Regions from separate parts of the Homo sapiens genome. Here all the other regions are linked to region 1. A link is an interaction called in ENCODE POLR2A ChIA-PET data of the cell type or tissue named here. Cell type or tissue: PC-9. All regions are shown on one strand. Links, peaks and the distances in the headings refer to the core of each region. The heading gives the core; the rest is flanking DNA. Region 1 has its middle 41 kb from the start of USPL1. Region 2 has its middle 21 kb from the start of TRN-GTT2-4. Region 3 overlaps LOC105370148 (a long non-coding RNA gene).

Region 1 (4,045 bases), core at 1,020-3,519:
ATATTAAAATCTACCAAAAATATAAACTCCGAGTAAAAGTATCTGCATGGTGTGCATATGTTTATTATTTTAAGTGTCAGCGTATACATTTTCATGCCATAAAGTTATAAAATGAAAAAATAGTAGCCTTTTATATTAAGTTCATGCTTATGTAGTTAGTAAAAACAAGAAAGCAATTAACATACAAACCATGATGGTGGTTAAACTTGCTTCAGTTTGTGTTTTTTAAAATTTGAAAGTGAGAAATACAGCTCGAAGTCAGCTCATATTTTCAGTAAGTACTGATGAGGATGTACTGGCCCTATTGACTACGCTGACCCCATTAAAATATTTGTGAGTCTAAAGGTTCATATGACGCTGTTCCTTCACTCTAGCAACAGGCCATACATGTCTTACATAGGGACTCTGTTCAATTCATTAATACCTCCTGAAGTGCTCAACATCGTGGTTCATTTATAGTAGATACTCAATACATACTCCATTAACTGAATTCTAAGATAAACTGTCTGTTACTGACAGAAATTTTCACTTAAGGGAGTCTCCGTGGCTGAAGGCAATTTTGAAATCCTGTAAAAGAACCCACTCCTCTCCCCAAGTAATGAAGTTTGTCAGTTTCAAGCCTGTAATAAGGTACTGACTTAAAATTAATTTTCTAATAATACAGTACTGCTATGTATCTAATGTGGGGTTAGTCAATGATAGGAAAAAAACATAAGACAGAGTCACATTTAAAAATGTGTGCTTAGGTGCATGGTGACACCTGCCTGTAGTCCAGCTATTCCAGGGGCTGAGGCAGGAAGATCCCTTGAGCTCACGAGTTTGAGGCTGCAGTAAGCCACTGCACTCAGCCTGGGCAACAGAGTGAGACCCTGTCTCTAAAAAAAATTCGTTTTAAGTGTGCTCAGGACATAACAGGAGCCGCTGGTAACATGCCATTTCCACTGTGAATATGGTAAGGACAGAATCCCTGTCTCTAGGCCCTCTTCCACTAGTCAATCTCATCATCACCATCAAGGCCAACATTGGTATTCTCTCCTCTGAGACAAAGTCTTTGACATTTTCTATACTATACTATGTCTTCCTCTCCCCAAATGCATATACAAATAAAATTTGAATGCTTCTTTCTCCATTTAGTGTAATTTTTTTTATAACATAGACCCAATTTTCAAACCCCACAATGGTGGATTTTATTTGATGTATTGTAAAAAGCGCTGGATTGAAGTCAAATGGCTTGGGAGACCTAAATTCTACTCCTGCCTGTACCATGAAAGAGACAAATCCCAAGGCTTTGCAGGGCTTCAGCTTCCTTGTTTGTAGAATAAAGAATTATAAAATCATCTCTTTTGGTCCTACTGGGCAATAAAAAGCTATGATTCTAAGCCTGTTCCCTTTTCTCACCTAAGAATACAAATTTGATACAAAGAGGCCGCAGAATGTGTCAAACACTCCCTGTTGCCTGGAATTCTCTCTTCCTTTGGGTTCAGGGATAAAGGTATGTTATTTCTTAAGTCTCCCTTTGCTTTCTTCTGCTTGCCTCGTAAATATTTTTCCATCTTGGCAGTCCTACATGTCTTCTCACTCTACATGTTTTCCCTAGGTGATGTGACCCAGCCTGTGGCTTCCACTGCCATCCACACACGTCGCTGCCTCTCTCCACATCAGCATCGCAACTATCTCCTGGAAGCTTTCCAAGTGCTGAACTACAGTAACCTCAACCGAACTGCTGTTCATTCACCCCACAGGCTTGCCCCTCCTCTGCATCTTTGTGAGAACCTGAGAGTCATCCTAAACTCCTCCTTCCACCTCACTCCCCACATCAAATCGATTACCAACTTGTGCTGATTTTATCTTCAAATACTCTCCAGAATTGTCGCTGTCATGGACTGAATATTTGTGTTCCCCCAAATTCATATGTCCTAATCCCTGATGTGACTGTATTTAGAGACGTGACCTCTAAGGAGTAATTAAGGTTCAGTGAGGTCAAAGGTGGAGCCCTGATCTGATAGGATCAGTGTCCTTATAAGAAGAGACTAGAGCTGGGCACAGGGGCTCACACCTGTAATCCCAGTATTTTGGGAGGCTGAGGTGGGAAGATCACTCAAGGAGAGGAGTCTGAGACCAGCCTGGGCAACAGAGTGAGACTCCATCTCTACAAGAAAATAAAATAGTCAGACACAGTGGTACACACCTGTGGTCCCAGCTCCTCAGGAGGCTGAGGCAGGAGGATGGCTTGAGCCCAGGAATTTGAGGCTGCAGCAAGCTATGATCACACCTCTGCACTCCAGCCTGGGTGACAGCATGAGACCCAGTCTCTTTAAAAAAAAAAAAAAAAAAGGCCATATATAGCCCAGAAGAGCGTCCTCACCAAAACCCAATCCTGATAGCACCTGGAGGACTTCCAGCCTCCAGAGCTGTGAGAAAATTTCTGTTGCTTGCACCGCCCAGTCTGTGGTATTTTGCTGTGGCAGCCCAAGCTGACTCATCAGTGACCTTCTCTCTGTTACCGCAGAGTAGCTCATCATCCTCTCTTCCCTAGAGTCCAGCCACTCTCTCACATCTACCTACCTAGCAGTATCACTGTGGGTTAGAGTCAGATCACTGCGGATTAAGTCCTCATTCTGCCACTGCCTGTGTAAATCTGAGCAAGTTACTTAATCTCTCTGTGTGTCAGTAACCTCCCTGTGAAATGAGGCTAATAATAGCAGGGTTGTTTCAACAAGGCGATACATGCATAATGCTTACAACACAGCTTGGCACATTATAAGCATTCAACGAAAAGTGAGCTACTATTATCTCATCCGTTATCAGAATAAACCACCTAAGCCACAAGGCTGCCCACATCATCCTCATGTTTTAAAACACTTCAGTGGGCTCCCCACCATCAACAGGATAAAGTCCAAGCTTCCTTAGCATTTCTTAGAGGCTCCATATGAATCCCCAAGTTCCACTACAGGAACACAGGTGAACTTTCCACTCCAACCTCAGGCTCCTTCGTGTCACTCCTCATCCACATGGAGGTAAGCAGCAAGAGACTCCGTGCAGTTCCTGGTGGTTCCCTGACCCTCAGGCAGACTCTCCCCAGCCCTCTGCCTGCAACGTCCTTGCCCTTTGCTTCCCTTGGCCAGCTCCCATTCATTCTCCTTGATTCTGCTTGGAAGTTTCCCTCTCAGGAAGGCTTTATGAACCTTAGTGTAGGTTATGAACCCATCTTTGCTCCTTTCATACCTTTTGCAAGCCTTTATTTATTATGACACTTAACCATTATCATACTGAAGTGACCTGTTGGTGTGTCTTTGTTCCCCACTAGACAGAAAACTCAAGATCAGAGACCAGTTCTTGTTCTTTTTTTTTTTTTTTTTTTTTTTTTTTGTATCACAGTGTTTAGCAGCCTGCTATATGGTAAATGTCAGTAAATGTTCCACAAACTGAATGGAATTGAGCTCTGGAATCTAGACCATCTTTTCCATACCCATCACTCCTGTCTTAGTTGAAGTCCTTATTTCCCATTTGAAGCAATGCAAAGGATTTCCTAACTCTAATCTCTCTTTTCTTCACACCATCCTTTAAACAGCCGACAGAATGGTCATCCTAAAGCACATATATCCTATCTTACATATCCTAGATTCGGAACCTCTCTGGGCTTCTCACCATATAAGAAGAAAGTCTAACCTCCTTAGCAAGGTGCATAGGTCTTCAATGGGCTCCACCTCACTTCTCTATATATACCTATACTCTTGCTACACTAAACTTCTTTCTTACTGTTGCTGGAACAAGTTCAACGCTTTCAAACCTCCCTGACTTTGCATATGCAGTTCATTCTGTCAGGAATGCCCTTCTCTCTTATGCCTGGGATATTCTCATTCATTCCATATGACCTATTTCATAAGTCACTCCTTAATGAAGCCTTTCTTAGATATCCACTGGGGCAATCAGCTGCTTGCTCCTGTTTCCACAGCACATTGTTCACACAGATAGCACAGGACTTACCACAAGTTATTATAATTTTGTCTGTCTTGCCCATTTGAATCCAAGGGCAAGGACGGAA
Region 2 (4,045 bases), core at 792-3,291, 120 kb after region 1:
AAGAGTTTTTCCTAGGTTTTCTTCTAGAATTTTTATGGTTTCAGGTCTTAGATTTATGTCTTTAATCCATCTTGAATTAATTTTTGTATATGGTGAGAGATAGGAACCCGGTTTCATTCTTTTACACTACATGTGGCTATCCAATTTTCCCAGCACTGTTTATTGAATAGGATTTCCTTTCCCCAGTGTATGTTTTTGTTTGTTTGGCTGAAGATCAGTTGGTTGTAGGTATTTGGTTTTATTTCTGGGTTCTCTATGCTATTCTACTTTTATACCGGTTCCATGCTGTTTTGATTACAATAGCCTCGTAGTATAATTTGAAGTTGGGTAATGTGATGCCTCCAGATTTGCTCTTTTTTTGCTTAGGATTGCTTTGGCTATTTGGACCCCTCTTTGGTCTCATATAAATTTTAGGATTGGTTTTTCTAATTCTGTGAAAAATGACATTGGTATTTTGATAAGGGTTGCACTGAATCTGTGGATTGCTTTGGGTAGTATAGTCATTTTTACAATATTGATTCTTCTAATCCATAAGCATGGTATGTTTCTCCATTTGCTTGTGTCATCTATTATTTCTTTCATTAGTGTTTTGTAATTCTCCTTGTAGGGGTCTTTCACCTCCTTGGTTAAGTATATTCCTATGTATTTTATTTTTATTTTTTGCAGCTATTGTAAATGGGATTGAGTTCTTGATTTGATTTTGAGCTTGGCCATCATTGGTGTATAGCAGTGCTAGTGATTTGTGTACATTGATTTTGTAACCTAACACTACTAAATTCACTTATCAAATCTGGGAGATTTTTGAGGATTCCTTAGGATTTTCTAGGTATGAGATCATATCATTGGTAGAGGTAGTTTGAGTTTCTCTTTTCCAGTTTGGATGCCCTTTATTTCTTTCTCTTGCCTGATTGCTCTGACTAGGGCTTCTAGTACTATGTTGAATAGAAATGGTGAAAAGTGGGCATCCTTGTCTCATTCTAATTTTTAGGGGGAAATGCTTTCAACTTTTCCCCATTCATTTTGATGTTGGCTGTGAGTTTGTCATAGATGATTCTTACTATTTTGAGATATATTCATTTGATGCCTAGTTTGTTGAGGGATTTTATCATAAAAGGAGGCTGGATTTTATTGAATGCTTTTTCTGCATCTATTAAAATGATTACGTTTTTCATTTTTAATTCTGTTTATGTCATGAATCACATTTATTGACTTATGTTTATTTGTTGCTTACATCTACTTTCTAATTTTACTATAATAAACATGTATAATTTTGTTATCAGAAAAGTAAATGTAAAAGTGAGTTTTAATTTTAAAACTTGGGCCTAAGTCTTCCTGCCTCCCAAGCCCATTCCCTTCCTGATATCTGGGGCTTCCCTCCTCAAGCCTGCTCTGCAGGATAAGGGGATACAGTCCACATGCCTGCTGCTGGTTTGGCCCATGATAACCTCCATGGGCAATGTCTGAGCCTCTGCTGTTGAGTTTTGCTTTACACACTCCTGGCAAGGAAAGGATGGCCAACATGGCTTGGACATGGGTTGCTGATAATTGGTGATGTCTCATGACTGGTTCTGCCTGGAGGGCTTGCTGTAAGTCCCTGATAGGAGGAACATGGACCTGCACAAGAGCAGAACTTATCTGACACTGAAGAGGACACTTCAAGAACAGATTATCAAAGTCTAGCTCAGGGAGAAATATACTTTAGAGCAGAATGAGGAATGGCGAGGCAGCTGAGCTTAGACACAAGCAGAAGGAAATCCATGGTGAGGGCACAGGCAAGGAAAGGGGCTGAGAGAGCATTAGTGGGGGCAGTCAGGGGCAGTGGTCAGGATGCTCGGATGCCAGCGTGAACAATCGCATCAAGATTAAACACCATGAGGATCGTTAGACTTCCTGTCATATGTCTCCAGGTGGTGCTCCAAATATCCTAAACCAGATGACAGCACCCCTCCACCCTCTGCTGTATAAGCACATCTGCTCTCCTATAATCATTCCCACATAGCAATTTATCATTTTTATTGATTTTTCTTCATTTAATACACGTATAAGTGTGTCTTTTATTTTTAAAAATTTGCATTCCTTTAATTGCTTTGGAGATTGTGCATTTTTCTCTCTGTTGATTTACTCTGCCAATAAACATGTAATCCTACCATAAGCATGTTTTACTTGTGTAATCAACCAAAATAAAAAATTTAAAAAGGAATCACTGACTATGAATTAGACATGTGGATAGGCACCAGGGTTGCAGACATGGCCCACGTTCTTGCATTAACTTGCACTGTGGCTGGGGCATTGGATGGGTACATTAAAAGGATTAAAGTAATATAAGGCAGTATTTATTAAGTGTTGAGTGAGCACTACAGAACCCAAGTGCTGAGGGAGTTTCATGCAGGAAGAGATCAAGAGTAACACAGAGAAGAAGAATAGATCAATTTAGCGCATTCATTTAAAAATTCACCTTTTGCATAAGGGGATGTGTCTTTTGTGGGGAGGAGGGGAGTTCCGATTGGCAGTTTGTTCTCAGGGAGCTTGAAGAAGAGATCTTGGAGAGGAGACGCAGAGAAAACAAATGAAGAAAATGTCAAAATGGAAGGGGTTGGCCCGGCTATGCATACCTTAGTTAGCTTAGGTAGAGTCTAAACTTTTACAAGTGGTTTCAATAGGTGTGTTTGGTCTGGGTTCTTTGGGAGGTATCATAGGAGAATGAAGGCAGGGAGGACGCTTCCAGCACCAAAATTCAAAGGGAAATGTATTTTACATGCATAGCATTGTTTTACTCTCTTTCCATTTGGAGCATATCTTAAAAATTCCATTTGGAGCATATCTTAAAAAACCCATTTCTCTGACAATGGTTCTAAAAGGGGGAAACATCCTTTGCAACAGAATCATTCATTCTCTCATTCATCAACCACTGATTGTGTACTAAGTGTCAGACCTGATCTCCATCCTGCCTGGTATGGCACTAGCTTCTGTCTTGAGACAAGCATTGTGATAAACCATGACCAAAAAAAGGGCAGTTTTATAAACACAAGTCTGCCAGGCTTTCAGCAATTCTAAATTTCCTTTTGCAAGTCAGGCTGGAGTTAATGGCTCTTTCCTGCAGCGGCGGAGATGACAGGGCTCTCCCACAGTGCTGAGCAGGCAGTTTGAAAGCCCCACTTCCTGTCTCTGCATGGGCGAGTGTCCACTGGAAGCCACTGAGAGGAAGGAGGGAAACCTCAGAAACCGGCCCCTGCCTGGCTGCTTCACCCTAGAAAGCCCAGGCAGAGGAGGGAAAGGTGAAGTGCTGAAAAAGAATAAAAAAGGGGGAACATGAAAAAGAGCAAGAGCAGGAAGGAGGCAGGGACGGGAAAGGAGGGGAAGCACGGAAACAGCCAATGTCAAGGAGAAGAAAAGATGGCTGGTGGAAAGGAGCTTCCAGGAATTGGGACACAGCCCTGTCTTATTGCAAAAGATGGAAACCCTGAAGGAGAACAGGAAGGAAAAAGAAAACAAGTCCGTCTGAGCTGGCAGGGTCCACTTTCTCATTCTACAGATGAGGAAACAGAGGCACAGAGAGGAAGTGGCTTGCCCAAGGGGGCAGATTCTTGAAAGGATCATCTGCACTCTCTCTCCCTTAATGCATTCTTACCTCTTCTTTACTCGTGAGTCAGTCCTGAAGGACAAGCTGCCTGAAGTCCCACACAGATGGGCCTGGGGCAAGCATCAAACATCCTGGGGGCCCTGGGTGAGGTTTGCTTTTAAATTCCAGGTCAGGGAAAGGAAGGTCTTTAAGTTGTCTGCTCTAAGCTTAGTAATCCCCCTCAGAGTTATGGGTGCGGTGTCTGGGGTAGCCGTTGCGTCTCTGGGCAAATACCCTGGAGAATGCAGTGTTGGTTGTCTGAGCTGGGGACAGAGTGACAGCATAGTTGCATGCAGAGCTGGAGGCTCCTGCAGCTGTACAGGTAAGGTGCTGAAATTCTCCACCAACCCTTCCTCTTTGCCCCCAGCACCACGAAGATAACCCTCTTTGAATATGTGGAAGTCTGTTCTCCAAACTTTCTAACAT
Region 3 (4,045 bases), core at 665-3,164, 600 kb after region 1:
TGATCCCCTATGCTAAGACCCATTCCCACCATGTGGAGTGTACTTTTATTTTCAATAGATCTCTTGTTTTGGTGCTTCATTCTTTCCTTGTTTTGTTTGTGCATTTTGTCCAATTCTTTGTTCAAGATGTCAAAAACCTAGACACTCTCCACCAGTAACAAAAGGAGGAATCCAAGGACCTTATTGGCTTTTTGGAATAGCAGTAGGTCTCCATGATATTAATTAGGATAAAATAAAACCAACATGGCCAAACCTTTATGGTTTTAAATGTCCTTATAGATTACATAATGAAAATACCTATTAGCCTTTGACTTGAAATGTTTTATTCTAGCAAGTCACCTTCGCACTTTCCTCATATAGAGTGATCTGGATGAACTCCTACAATGTGGCAGCCGTTTGCTTTGTGCTGGAGATACCATGACGAACAGCCCACGTTCCTGCCTTCAGGAAACTGAAAGAGAACCAACTCTCAGAACTGCAGCAAGGTTAAGGGCCTTGGCAGCTGTACTGTGCATTTGGTATTATAGTAATAGTCACAAGACAACCCTCTAGACTGTGTGTGGAGTCAGGCAGAGCTGGGTATAAATCCTGGCATCTGCAACCTTTCTCGGGCAAACTGCCTAACTCTTCTAAAATCTTACCAGTAAGATGTGGGTAAGAAATTCTACCTTGGCCAGGTGCGGTGGCTCACGCCTGTAATCCCAGCACTTTGGGAGGCCGAGGCAGGTGGATCACCTGAGGTCAGGAGTTCAACACCAGCCTGGCCAACATGGCGAAACCCTGTCTCTACTAAAAATACAAAAATTAGCTGGGGGTGGTGGCGGGCGCCTGTAATCCCAGCTACTGGGGAGGCTGAGGCAGGAGAATCGCTTGAACCCAGGAGGTGGAGGTTGCAGTGAGCCGAGATCGCGCCACTGTACTCCAGCCTGGGCAACAAGAGTGAGACTCCATCTCGAAAAAAGAAAAAAAAAAAATCCTACCTCATTGTGGTATTGTGGGGACCAATTAATAAAGTAATATCACCTAAGCCAGATGTCTTCCATTAAAAGGGCACACAATAGCTGACAGCTATGGTTGTTATTGCTTTGATTACTAATGCTTGGTTACCTAAGACACTTCCGAGTCACTTCACTCCCTTCATAACCCTCTCCCAGGATTATGAAAGAGAACAGCAAAACTGTTTCCTTATCTTCATCTTTCATATTGTGCTGTTCATATTGCGTGACTGCCTAGATAATTGATAGTCCACAAATTTCAAAAAAACTACATATATCTGTGTGAATATCTTTGCAGATAATTCTAAATCAGAGAATCAGATTTTAGAGGGGAGGTCAAAATACCTCCATTCCATTGTGAAAAATTCATAAGAATATTCTGAATACCACAGATTTAAAATCTATCACTGTCCTAGAAAGGTTAACTTTCTTTTCTTTACCTTTATTTCTATGACATTGTTCTTTTGGCCCTGTCTCCAGTGTTATTTTATAACACGTTATATTTCTGCTTAGTGGATTGCTATAGTGATGTTGGTACATGTTCTAAAGGGATATATAGTATCATGCCCTAAATGGACTAGTCCACGCACCTTTGTTCAGCACTGGAAATTTCCCAAGTCTATTCATTCATCCATTCATGCAACAAATATTTCTGGAATTCCTCCCATGGAAAGCCATCATGTGAAAGTGTTACAGTTGATTCAAGGGTCATTGTCAACAATGAAAAATGTTTGCCTGCCTGCTGGGGCAAGAGACCTAAAGATGTATAATGCAGAAGATGACAAGGAGCTGTAGGGGAAGCCAAGGGCTTAGGGGCCAGAGTGGGCTGTGTTCAGATCTCACCTCTCTCACTTTAACTGTGTGACTCTGGGAAAAAGTTTAAGCTGTCTGAACTTCATCATTTTCATCTTCAAAATGTAGATCTTCCATCATTCATTCAACAACCATGTTGACTTTGTGCTAGGTATATCTCCCTGTCATTGATTTATGCTCTCTTGTTAAATTCTCACTACAGTTCTCTAAGGCATCTAGACAGTAGTTCCTCAACAGGTGCTATTTTATCGACCCCGTACTTTTAATGAACATATCAATTCAATGAACTTTGCACGCCTGCTATGGGCCATACCGTGAGCCAGGAGACATATGGCCTTAAGAAAAAAAAGAGTTAAAAACTGTGCCTCAAGCTTCTCAGTCTGGTTGAGGACACACCCATAAACATAATTATCCAATGGAATCGTTATAATGACAGCTCTGTGAACAGAAAATTTTTGGACACAGCAGTGGGACACGTAGCTCACCTGGGCCAAGGATGTTGGAAGGGGGAATAAGGTGGGTGACGCCTGAGCTAAAGTGAGTAGGATGGAGGAAGAGGACTCCATTTCTCTGCCAGAGTATGCAAATACAGAGGAGACGAACAAATACATATGCGGATTAGGTTAGCGATTCTGAAGTACAAGGCTCAAAATAAGGAATGAGCAACAATGATGTAATAGGTGAGCCCAGCTCAGAAAGGCACATACTAAAGACGTGTTTCCAGGTAGTCTCTGAGTACTAAAAGATTGGTAAGTGTTCCAGGGACCTTTTTGCAGTAGCAATGGCTCCCCAGGATATTCATCATGACAAAATAAAACGAATATGGCCACACCTTCATGTTCTTAAATAGATTCTTACATCATGAAAACACCTATCGACTTGTAATTTTTTTCTAACTAGTCAGTTCTTCCTCAGACAGAATAATCTGGATGAGCCTAATTCCTCTGGCTAGGACTTTTAAAATCATGTTGGCACTGGGGCTTGTTCCTATAGCTGGTTGGTACAACCTTCTAATAATACCAAGATGGTGTTTTGTGTCGCTGACTGCTCCTAGAAGAGGGTGACCCACTGCCCCCCAACTTGGGCCACTCACTGTACCACTGACTCAAACCCAATTCAATGGCCACCCCAAGCAGGACCAGGGATGAGATTTGACCGACTGCAGACCCAGAACCACCACAGCTAGAAAAGCAGTATAACCATGAAAAAGAAATTTCTGCCAAAACATCTGTGGGCTAAGATTACACACAAGTATGTTTGAGACTAGGGGAGTCGAAACATAAATAAACTGTAGAAAGGAGCATGCTAGTGCAGAGAGTGGGACTCCTAGAAATGTGAATTTATTCTCTTTGCCACCCAGGGGAGCCAGAGACTCATGAAAATCTTACACAAGCTGTCAAAGTTACGAACCAGGGCAGGGAAAAACAGTATATTAGTTTGGATTTTTGCAGTTGCAGGCAACAACAACAAAAAAATCAGCCAACCAACAAAACAAAAATGGGAATTTACTGATCCACATAATTTGGAAGTTTTAGGGGGCATCTAGTTTAGGCTCAGCCATATCCAGGAGCTCAAGTGACATCCTCAGGACTTTCTCTCTGCCCATCTCTCAGCTAAACTCTGCTCTGCGTTGCTTCCCTTCTCAGATGGGCCTTCCTTATGTAGGGGCAAAGGCAGACCTTGCAGCTCCAGAGTAACATAGTTCTTACCGTAAGAAAGTCACAAAGAGACTGGGCATGGTGGCTCATGCCTGTAATCCCAGCACTTTGGGAGGCCGAGGTGGCAGATCACTTGAGGTCAGGAGTTCAAGACCAGCCTGGCCAACATGGTGAAACCCCATCTGCTAAAAACACAAAAATTAGCTGGGCATGGTGGTGCATGCCTGTAATCCGAGCTACTTGGGAGGCTGAGGCAGAAGAATCACTTGAACCTGGGAGGTGGAGGTTGCAGTGAGCCAAGATTGTGCCACTGCACTTCAGCCTGGGCTACAGAGGGAGACTATGTCTCAAAAAAAAAAAAAAAGTAGAAGAAGGGAAGAGAAGAGCCAGTGAGTGTGACCTGGTACCTGAAGTCACTGTGCAGAGCTATCTGCCCAAGCTACTGGTGAGGATGATGGAGAATCAAACCACCAGGCCCCCAGCATTACTGCAGAATGGGCAGGGATGGTGCCTCACAGACATGCCAGGCAGGCAGAAAAAATAACGCCCATGACAGCTGGCGAGAAGGGATTTTCACTT

What was found. ChIA-PET counts read pairs that join two places held together with the same protein. Peaks named below come from ENCODE experiments on the same cell type or tissue, not always from the same donor. Only the 100,000 strongest peaks of a DNase experiment are listed, where the experiment ranks them.
Region 2: POLR2A ChIA-PET joins it to region 1 with 22 read pairs; 2 of 35 experiments call an interaction of 5 or more read pairs at or near these places.
Region 3: POLR2A ChIA-PET joins it to region 1 with 22 read pairs; 1 of 35 experiments calls an interaction of 5 or more read pairs at or near these places.

The regions. Positions count from the first base shown.
Region 1 is chr13:30,575,027-30,579,071 of GRCh38, forward strand. It overlaps a transcript of HMGB1 not described here. Among named protein-coding and RNA genes, the nearest start is that of USPL1, 41 kb to the right of the region's middle. RefSeq lists an enhancer at 2,414-2,493 and a silencer at 2,714-2,773. In PC-9, for the core only: no CTCF peak of the experiment used is centred there; DNase peaks (open chromatin) are centred at 1,735 and 2,475; H3K27ac peaks cover 413 bases.
Region 2 is chr13:30,693,261-30,697,305 of GRCh38, forward strand. No RefSeq gene overlaps it. Among named protein-coding and RNA genes, the nearest start is that of TRN-GTT2-4, 21 kb to the left of the region's middle. RefSeq lists a silencer at 1,498-1,698. In PC-9, for the core only: no CTCF peak of the experiment used is centred there; no DNase peak of the experiment used is centred there.
Region 3 is chr13:31,171,077-31,175,121 of GRCh38, forward strand. LOC105370148 (a long non-coding RNA gene) reads left to right here. Exons shown (of 3, transcript XR_941825.3): 3 at 361-693. Among named protein-coding and RNA genes, the nearest start is that of HSPH1, 11 kb to the left of the region's middle. In PC-9, for the core only: no CTCF peak of the experiment used is centred there; DNase peaks (open chromatin) are centred at 1,135 and 1,655; H3K4me3 peaks cover 463 bases; H3K27ac peaks cover 1,742 bases.